Regions from separate parts of the Homo sapiens genome. Here region 2 is linked to region 1. A link is an interaction called in ENCODE POLR2A ChIA-PET data of the cell type or tissue named here. Cell type or tissue: PC-3. All regions are shown on one strand. Links, peaks and the distances in the headings refer to the core of each region. The heading gives the core; the rest is flanking DNA.

Evidence for each region. ChIA-PET counts read pairs that join two places held together with the same protein. Peaks named below come from ENCODE experiments on the same cell type or tissue, not always from the same donor. Only the 100,000 strongest peaks of a DNase experiment are listed, where the experiment ranks them.
Region 2: POLR2A ChIA-PET joins it to region 1 with 6 read pairs; 1 of 35 experiments calls an interaction of 5 or more read pairs at or near these places.

The regions. Positions count from the first base shown.
Region 1 is chr1:208,919,385-208,923,777 of GRCh38, reverse strand. The region is part of intron 1 of LOC107985255 (a long non-coding RNA gene); the gene reads left to right. Among named protein-coding and RNA genes, the nearest start is that of LINC01774, 51 kb to the left of the region's middle. In PC-3, for the core only: no CTCF peak of the experiment used is centred there; a DNase peak (open chromatin) is centred at 2,297; H3K27ac peaks cover 2,581 bases.
Region 2 is chr1:209,586,185-209,590,577 of GRCh38, reverse strand. The region is part of intron 1 of CAMK1G (calcium/calmodulin dependent protein kinase IG); the gene reads right to left. It overlaps LOC107985256 (a long non-coding RNA gene), which reads left to right and starts at 4,213. Exons shown (of 3, transcript XR_001738443.2): 1 at 4,213-4,377. In PC-3, for the core only: no CTCF peak of the experiment used is centred there; a DNase peak (open chromatin) is centred at 2,577; H3K27ac peaks cover 1,003 bases.

The DNA.
Region 1 (4,393 bases), core at 160-4,159:
CTTCATATTTCTCTCATTAATGTAGAATCTGATTAGCTCTTATAAAAAGCATTTCATCTCAGGCGTGTGGCAACCACATTGTTCTGATATTAGGAATTGCAAGTTGAATTCACCTGAGAAAAGAAACATCCCCAGGGACAAAGGCCCTGACCTCTTGCTGCCACAAAATGAGAGGCCTGGGAAGACCAGCTGGCTCTCACATCTCATTGGCCACAGTAAGAAACTCTCAGCGTTTGAACTGGGACAATCTTATTGGAGGCCAGCAGAGCTGGTTCACTGCAAAGAGAGCTGACTCCACAGAGTAGGCAGCAGCCACCATATGAATCAGGCTTTGATCACAGAAGCAAAAATGCTGTGAGTGATACAGAAAAGGGGGTCATTACAGGAACTAGATTCTATGCTATCATAGGAGTTGGCTGAGCAGCCTGCGGCTGTGTCTGGTGTGGGGCCTGAAGTTGCTCCAGGTCAGCCAGACCAGCAGTCAAAAAGGAAAATGGGATGTGGACACACTGGAATCCCTCTCCGTTTTTCACTACCTCCAACCTTGATGTCATGGCTGACCAGTGGAGATGCCCATGCCCTTCACCATGGAAACATGTACACAGTTGGCCCAAGACTCCGTGAAACTGAAGAAGGAGATCCAGGTGCTTTTCCAGGAGCTGCCCCATGCTAAGCAGGTGAACCAACTGACCAGCAGCAACATGGAAGCCGCCACAGTGCCTGACACCCTGCACTATACTTCAGAGGGTAAAAATGGTCACTCCATCTCTGTATTCCAAATCTCATGATTCTCTAGGGCCAACACTAACCAAGAACCACACCGGGAAGGGAACTCTGGGAACTGTTCTGATGTAGCTGATTTGACACAGCACAGAGCTGCCACAGCCAGTCCTAAGCAATATACACCAAAGAGAATGACTTGATGCCAGTGGTAATCTCTGATATACAGAGAACAGATAAGTGTCACTCAATGAAGACCCAATTCTTAAGAGATGGTGGGAAAATTTAGGCTGAAAGACTTATGCTCTCAGTAAATATTGTAAGGTGCCCATGACTACCCATGCCCAGTGAACTTTACTAAAATAGAAAAAAAATTTATTTTAGAAACCATACAGCATTTCCCTAGCCCATGAACTCTTTCACTTTACCATACAGTGTTTCCCTAGCCCATGAACTCTTTCACTTTCTTTGATGCCTATTTCATTTATTCTTCCCTATGTCTCCTCCCCACCCTCAGCTAAGGACTGATTCTTGCTTCACTGAGGAAACTGAAGTATTCTGAACATCCCAGACTCCCATTACCATGACTGGTTTCCTAAGCACATCTGCACCCATCTACTGACTTTCATTTGTATATTCATCCTTATTGTGAAACCAGCATCACCTCCTGATTCTCTCTCTTGCATACATAAGGCTCCAGCAATTTCTCCCATCTCACTTGCGTCATTAGTTCTTTTCCCTCTCTACTTGATCATTGTCATCAGCTTATAAATAGGCTATTACTACCTCTTCTTGATAAAATAAGACTTTCTTTGCCACACAATATATCCATCGAATCATTCAGGCATTTGACTTACAGTTTTCCACAGTCTGGATTTTATTACAGTATATATATGGTGAAGTTCAACATTTTCTTTGTTCTCTTTTCCTGCAAATTGGCAGCTAGATCTATTGGCTTGATTAGACTTATGTCTGATCCCTTCAACAAGGCTCTAGAAGGTGGTGTATTCTTTCATCAGGAGGTACATAATGTCTACTTTGTATCTTTTTGGTGAAGTAAGCACCTACTGATGTTTAAAATCCACATGTATGAATTCATAGATACAGAGAGGGAGGGAAAACCTATAAATTAGAAGATAGTTAAAAGACATAGTTTTTTTTTTTTTTTTGACATGGAGTCTCTTTCACTCAGGCTGGAGTACAGTAGCAGTACAGTAGCATGATCTTGGCTCACCGCAAACTCTGACTCCCGGGTTCAAATGATTCTCCTGCCTCACCTTCCTGAGTAGCTGGGATTACAGGTGTGCACCACCATGCCCAGCTAATTTTTGTATTTTTAGTAGATATGGGGTTTCCCCATGTTGGCCAGGCTGGTCTCGAACTCCTGACCTCAGGTGATCCACCCATCTCGGCCTCCCAAATTGCTGTGATTACAGGCATGAGCCACCTTGCCCAGCCAAAAGGGGTTTTAAGTGAGCAAGACTGAACTATGGTGTCTGGGAATGTGCATTTGACTGATACAACCATAAAGAAACACAAGGAGGTGATTACTACAAGATCAGGAAATTGGGTGGGGTTGGGGGTTGAAATAGGGATGTGACACATGGAGAGCCTTGTGGACTGGCTGGCATAGTTCTAGTTCTTGTTCTGGGTTGTGACTAAAAGAATGTTCACCTTATAAGAACTCATTAAGTCATATATTTATTTTGTGGGATTTCTTTATCCCTCTTTTATTTTATAGTAAAATTTACTATTCTTTCTGTCTCTAGTTCCACAATGCCCATTCTCTATTAAACTAAATCAAATCAGCTTTTGCCCCCACTACTTCCATGAAATTGCTCTTGTATAAGTCATCGATTGCTTCCAATTGCTACATTCACGGCCAAGTCTCAAGCCTCATTTTACCTGCCCAGCTTGTGACACAGGTGCTCAATCCCTCTTGCTTAAAATACTTTCTTCACTGGGCTCCTGTAGCACCATACTCGCTAGTATTTTTAGTCTCCTTTTCTGATTCATTTTCTTCTCCATCACTTTACAAAGTTAAAATACCTAAAGCTTCAGTGTTTGGCTCCTTCTCTTCTCTACTGACATGCAATCTCTTGGAAATCTTATCCAAGATTATCAAAATTACCATCCCAATGACTTTAAATAATATCTACATACTGACAGTTCCCAAGTGTGTGTATCTTCATCCTAGAACTTCAGACTAGAATACCCAATACCCTACCCAACATCTTTACATGGGTGCCTAATAGAGTTTTGGGTTTACCAGGTACCCAAGCAAACTTCTTATTTTCCTCTCCAAGACAGTTGCATCTCCAGTCTTTTTCGTGGCTCAGTTAATGACATCCCCATTCTTCTAGTTGCTTAAGAAAAAACAATTAGGCCAGGTGCGGTGGCTCACGCCTGTAATCCCAGCACTTTGGGAGGCCAAGGCGGGTGGATCATGAGGTCAGGAGATCGAGACCATCCTGGCTAACACGGTGAAACCCCGTCTCTACTAAAAATACAAAAAAATTGGCCGGGAGTGGTGGCGGGCGCCTGTGGTCCCAGCTACTCGGGAGGCCGAGGCAGGAGAATGGCGTGAAGCAGGGAGGCGGAGCTTGCAGTAAGCCGAGATCGCGCCACTGCATTCCAGCCTGGGTGACAAAGCAAGACTCCGTCTCAAAAAAAAAAAAAAAGAAAAAAAAATTAAAGTCATCATCGACTTCTCTCTTTTTCTATTATTGGTCATTCAATCTCTAAGCAAGTCCTGTTAGTACTTCAGAAAGCGTCTATCATCCAACTACTTCTTTCCTCTCTTACAGCTACTGCCTGGATTCAAACCACAGTAATCTCTCTCTCCTGCCATGCTCTCCAGAGCAGTCGCTTTACTTTTCTTCTTGCCTCCTCATATTCTCCATACAGGTTACACTCAGGACAGCTGCCAGAGTAAGTCTTTAAAAATGAAAATATCAGTGCATTTTACTCCTTTGCTCAATGTTTATCAAAGTCTTCCCATTTCACTTAGAGTAAAAGGCAAGTTCTTACAATGGTGTAAATGGATCCATGTGATCTGACTCTCCTAGTTACCTCTCGACTTCAGGTCCTACTGCAAATCTTTCCCTCCTTCCCTTATCTTAGCCTGCTTGGCAGTTCGTGAATAGGCCAGACACACTCCTACCTCAGGATGTTTCTTACTGGCTGTGTCCTCTGCCAGAAATACCCTTCATCCAGACATCCACATAGCCCACCTCCTGCCTTCATTCAAGTTTTTTAATCAAATGCCATCATATGAATGATTTTCTTCTCCATAACTATTTATTTATACCTCCCAGTACTTCCAGGCCCCCTTACCCAGCTCTCTTCCTTCCATGAGATTTGCCGCCTTCTAATACACGTTTTTTTTCTTAATTTATTATGTTTAAGGTTTGATGTCTGTCTCTTCACAATAGAAAAATTCCACAAGTGCAGGGATTGTTGTTTGTTTTGTACACAATATATCCCTAGCATGTTGTTCACTGCCTGACTCATAATAGGGATTCATGACATATTTGTTAAATGAATAATTGCAAGGAAGCATCCTGCTCACTCCAAATTTCTACCTTCTTTTTTTTTCTTCTGACTGAAAACTTTTCTAAGCAATAAACAAAACAGCCTTTATAATCAGATTTCTAAAAAACTGAAGAAAAAA
Region 2 (4,393 bases), core at 209-4,208, 670 kb before region 1:
TTAGCAGATCTGTACTCACTGTTCCTTCTTTCCCTTCTCTCTTAAATAGCTTTAAAAACATAGTATTCTTAGCCGAAGCTAGGCTATGAGAAAACATCTTTCCCGCCCACTCCTCCTCCCATACACTGAATCCTAACCATTTAGTTCCATCTTCAGTGCAATGTGGAAAACTCAAAGGCCCAGATCTGAAACCCCCATAGCTTTGGCTTTCCCTTCCCACCCCTCTGTAACCAGAGTGATCGCCTCAAGACTCCCATGCCCTGTGTGGTGGAGGTCTGAACAGTGGGCTTTGAAAGGGGTGCCCATGTTCCTTCCATGGCTGCATCCTGCTTCTTTCTGCTAAAGTCCTCCCCCTCCTCTCTTGACTTCTGTAATCTAGGCCTTTTCAGAGGAAAAGAAAACAAATTCTAAGGAGCTTGAAGCTCCAATATTGCTCTCATTTGTTTCCAAAGTACTCCCCGCCTCTCACTCTATTTCTGGCAACAATTTCCATTGGGTTTCAAAGCTCAGGAGCAGCCGCCACAGATTTCTCTGAGATTTAGGGCTGATTTTTCACATCGATAGCTCAGGAGACTTGGAGGATGTCGGCTTTGTGGCTGGTTCAGGCGCCTGGCACCTCAGCACAGCAAGATTCTCAAGAATATTCTGCAAAAATGGCTCCTAGCAAAGAAAATTACCTTATTCATGGAACTATCTTTGAGTCGTGGAGGTAATACTCCTTCATTCAACATTCATTTATTGAGTACTTCCTGTGTACAATTTGGGCTATAAATAGACATTTCTATGATAGGAGTCTGGCCTTAAAAGTGCTTACAATCAGGTTATGAAGACCAAACACAGATATATAAATAAGGAGCTAAGAATGCAGGCCAGTCTGCTTAAAGGACTGGGACCATGTATTACTCATCTTTGAAATCCTAGAACCTACTACTGTTCCTGGCACTCACTAAAGGTCCAGCCCATGGTTGCTAAATGAGTGAATGAGAGAAAAGCTTGGGGGTGGGTTGATTGGGGAGCGCATTGTGGAGGAGTTAGACTTAAGATGAGTATAGAAGGTGGGTGGATGTATTCTTTATATTGCTTTAGAGAGGAGCCTATAGCAAGAAGACCTGAGCCCTGGGAAGGGACCGCAGCAGGGCCTCCCTCTCTATAGTCCTTGCTGTGAGGCTCTGCCCATGGCACAGCAGCAGGAGAGGGTGGAATGGCCATAGAAGGCCAAATCTGCTTGGCTTCTTTCTTGTCATCATAATTTCAGGGACACTAGTGCCTGGGATGGGATCCGTGTCTGGTTCTTGGTCAGAAGAACTTCCCTGCAACACTAGACAAGGCTCTTCCTGACCATTCTACCTAGAGTCCGTCTACCCACACCCAGAGTCACTCTCTCTTAGGTGAGCCAGTCCTTTCTTCTGTAATAAGTATGACAATCTCAAAGCACCCTGTTTACTTGTTTGAGGTTGATCTCCTCTATAGGAAGTAACTCCACACAGACAAAGACCTTGGCTATCTTGTTGCCTCCCTTGGGGCTAGTGCAGTACCTGCCTCCTAGCTTCGGCTCAATTGTATTTTTTGGATGAACTTCCTGGCCTCTTGGGGGAAAACTCTGCAGCTGTGGAGGAGGCTACAGAGGGGAAAGTTCTTCCTAAAGGGCAGGCAGTACAGCCTTGGGGTGGACGCTGCCTCTGAGTGCAGCCCTTTCCATGCTCCCAGTGGCAGGCTGTGTGATGCTTGCTTATGAGAAGCTGGTGAGAGATGCTTGGGCCATGAGCCCAGGAGGCAGATGCCCCTTCCATGGAGCTTCTCTGTCCTTCCTCCTTTTCCAGCTTCATTTAGTAAAGGGAGCACCACTAGCCCGAGATGGAACTCTCAGGCAGATAAGCTTTGTCTGCAGTGGCCTCCTCACTGTGGTCATATACCCTAAAACTGCCAGGTCACCTCATGACCCCACACTGGCCGGATTCTCTCTCTGCACTCTCATGTCTGCCCCACTCTCCATGTGGCCTACCTACCCAAAGTTTTCTATTTGAGTTGCAGCCATTTAGGGACCTGCCCTGAGGTGCTTATTAAACGTATCAGCTGGGCTAATAGCTTAAAACTGTTACGCTCCTAATTAGGTGATCCAGAGTCTTAGGAGCATCACGTTATAATTCAAAGGCTTTCCATCCAATCCAATCCAATCCAATCCAATCCAATCCAATCCAATCCAATCCAATCCAATCCAATCCATTCCGCTCCACTCTAATCCAATCCACTCCAATCCATTACAATGTGTGTACAGTGTAGGAACAATCATAGTGTTCCTAAACTGGGCATGGACAAACCAGAGGATATGGGGACAGGGAAGGAGAGCATCTTTGAGTAGCACCTCTGCAATCTTAAGCTCACAGATAATGGTTCTCAATTCTACCCATGGGAAGAGCCACCCTCCTTTTGCTGGTGCTGTCACTAGGGGCTTCTGAGCAAGGAGGCATGAATCACTCTGGGGCATAGTGAGCAGGCTCAGAGCCTTCTGGATCATGCCTGGCTCTTTTACTGACCTTAGAGGAATCAGTCTACCCTAAGACTGCTTTATAGTCTCTGCTTCCGGGATTTTCCATTCTTTGGGAGCATGACTCAGAAAAGCCTATGGGCCTTGGGAGGGAGGTTATCAGTTGGATCATCTCTAATAAGAATGTGCTCTCTGCCTCCAGGCTGGGGCACACCGAATCATGGAAATCTATCAGCGCTTGGTTACAAAAGGGTAAAAGGCAAAAGTTGGGAAGTTTTCTTGCTGGGTCACACAATTTTCTAGACTCTGGTCCATATTGGACTTTATATCATCCACTGGGTTAAAAGAATACCAGAAAGAACCCAGACTTGTTCCAGTCTTGGTTTGATATCCCGTAGCTGTGCAGCCCCAGGCAGATCACCATACATCCCTGAGTTTCCATCCTCCTCTCTGGTGAACAGAGGAGATTGGACTAGATTAAAGTTCCCTGAAGTTTGCTTTTCAGTATCTTAGTCCTGGGTGACTCTCTGTGAGTAGGGTGGATTTGCTACCTCCTCTGGCCCCCTTCTTGGAGATTCACAATCCACATTAGCTTATTAAAGGCTCTGAGGACCATTAAAGACACATGCTGTTTAATCTGGCATTTCCCAAATTTCGTAGATAGTGAAATTCTTTCCTTCTGTAACACTAATATTAGTGTGCCGGGGATCTAGGGTTTCTCAGAGCATCCTTTGGAAAATGTAGACTAGGCCATCTCTAATGCTTTGTAATTCTTCATATTTTGCAGGGATAGATGAAATTTCGAGCAGCCCTCTGCCATCAGTCACAGTTTCACCCTCCTTGTGGTGTCATAGGTGAATGGCTGGGCCTGTGTCAGAACTCACTTCCAGTTCACGGGTTGCAACCCAAGTGGCTCATCTGCTTGCCAAAGCTGAGGCTCTGGAACCTAAAGGCTTCAGGAAGCTTCTGGCTGGAGAGAAACTCCAAGGACCACCCACTCCATTTCCCAGCCCTTCTGCCACTGCCATTCTGCATTTCAAAGATCAACTCTGCATGCCAATTTCTGTTCACAAAATGACCCAGAGAGAAGGTTTTTCAATTGTTGCCTGCAGTTTATTTAAGGCGCAAACCTACATTTAAGTTTAACAAAATCTCTCCTGCTGCAGTGACAAGCCATAATTTATGTGTTGCTTATGGTTTACTGTGTGCTTCTTACAGAGGATGTGAAGATCATTCTCTAGGGCTTCATGCGGTAGCTGAGAGGTCAACACACAGGGGCCATTGTAGAGAGCAGGGTATGCTGCTTATTCTTAGTGTGCTGCTAAGTATATTGGGCCTTGGTTTCCTCATCTGCTGAATGTGAATAATGATCCCTGCTCTATTTCTCAGCATTCCTTTGGAGGGCTAATGCTTCAATGGGCACAAAAGCAGTTTGCAACCTCTAAAGTGCCATGCAGTGGGTCCACATTATAGGCACATGAATTAAACACTAAGCACTGGAGAAAGAGAAAGGGAAACCAATAAGGACTTAAACAGGGTGAGCACAGGACAGGAGACAGGAATCTGCTATTTCTTCAGCTGGTTCCAGCTCCCACGTGCCTTTCACAGTGTGAGCATCTCATCTCACTGTGTTTCTAAAGTGTTTAAAGATATATGATTTTTCGTACATCATAGCCTGAATGCAAGCCAACTACTTCATCTGGTACTCAACCAAGAAAACAGGGAACTGTTGCAACAAGAGAGGAAATAATACTTCTGTTGGTTTTTTTCACAGGTGATATGCAGGTCTCCACTGGGGCACTTTTCTAAGGAGTTTTCAAGGTTAACGCTGACTGTGTGTCACACACCGCCTTCAAGCCCAATCCCATGCAAGAGGTGCCTCTTTTGTACAGGTTGGACGCTCATTAC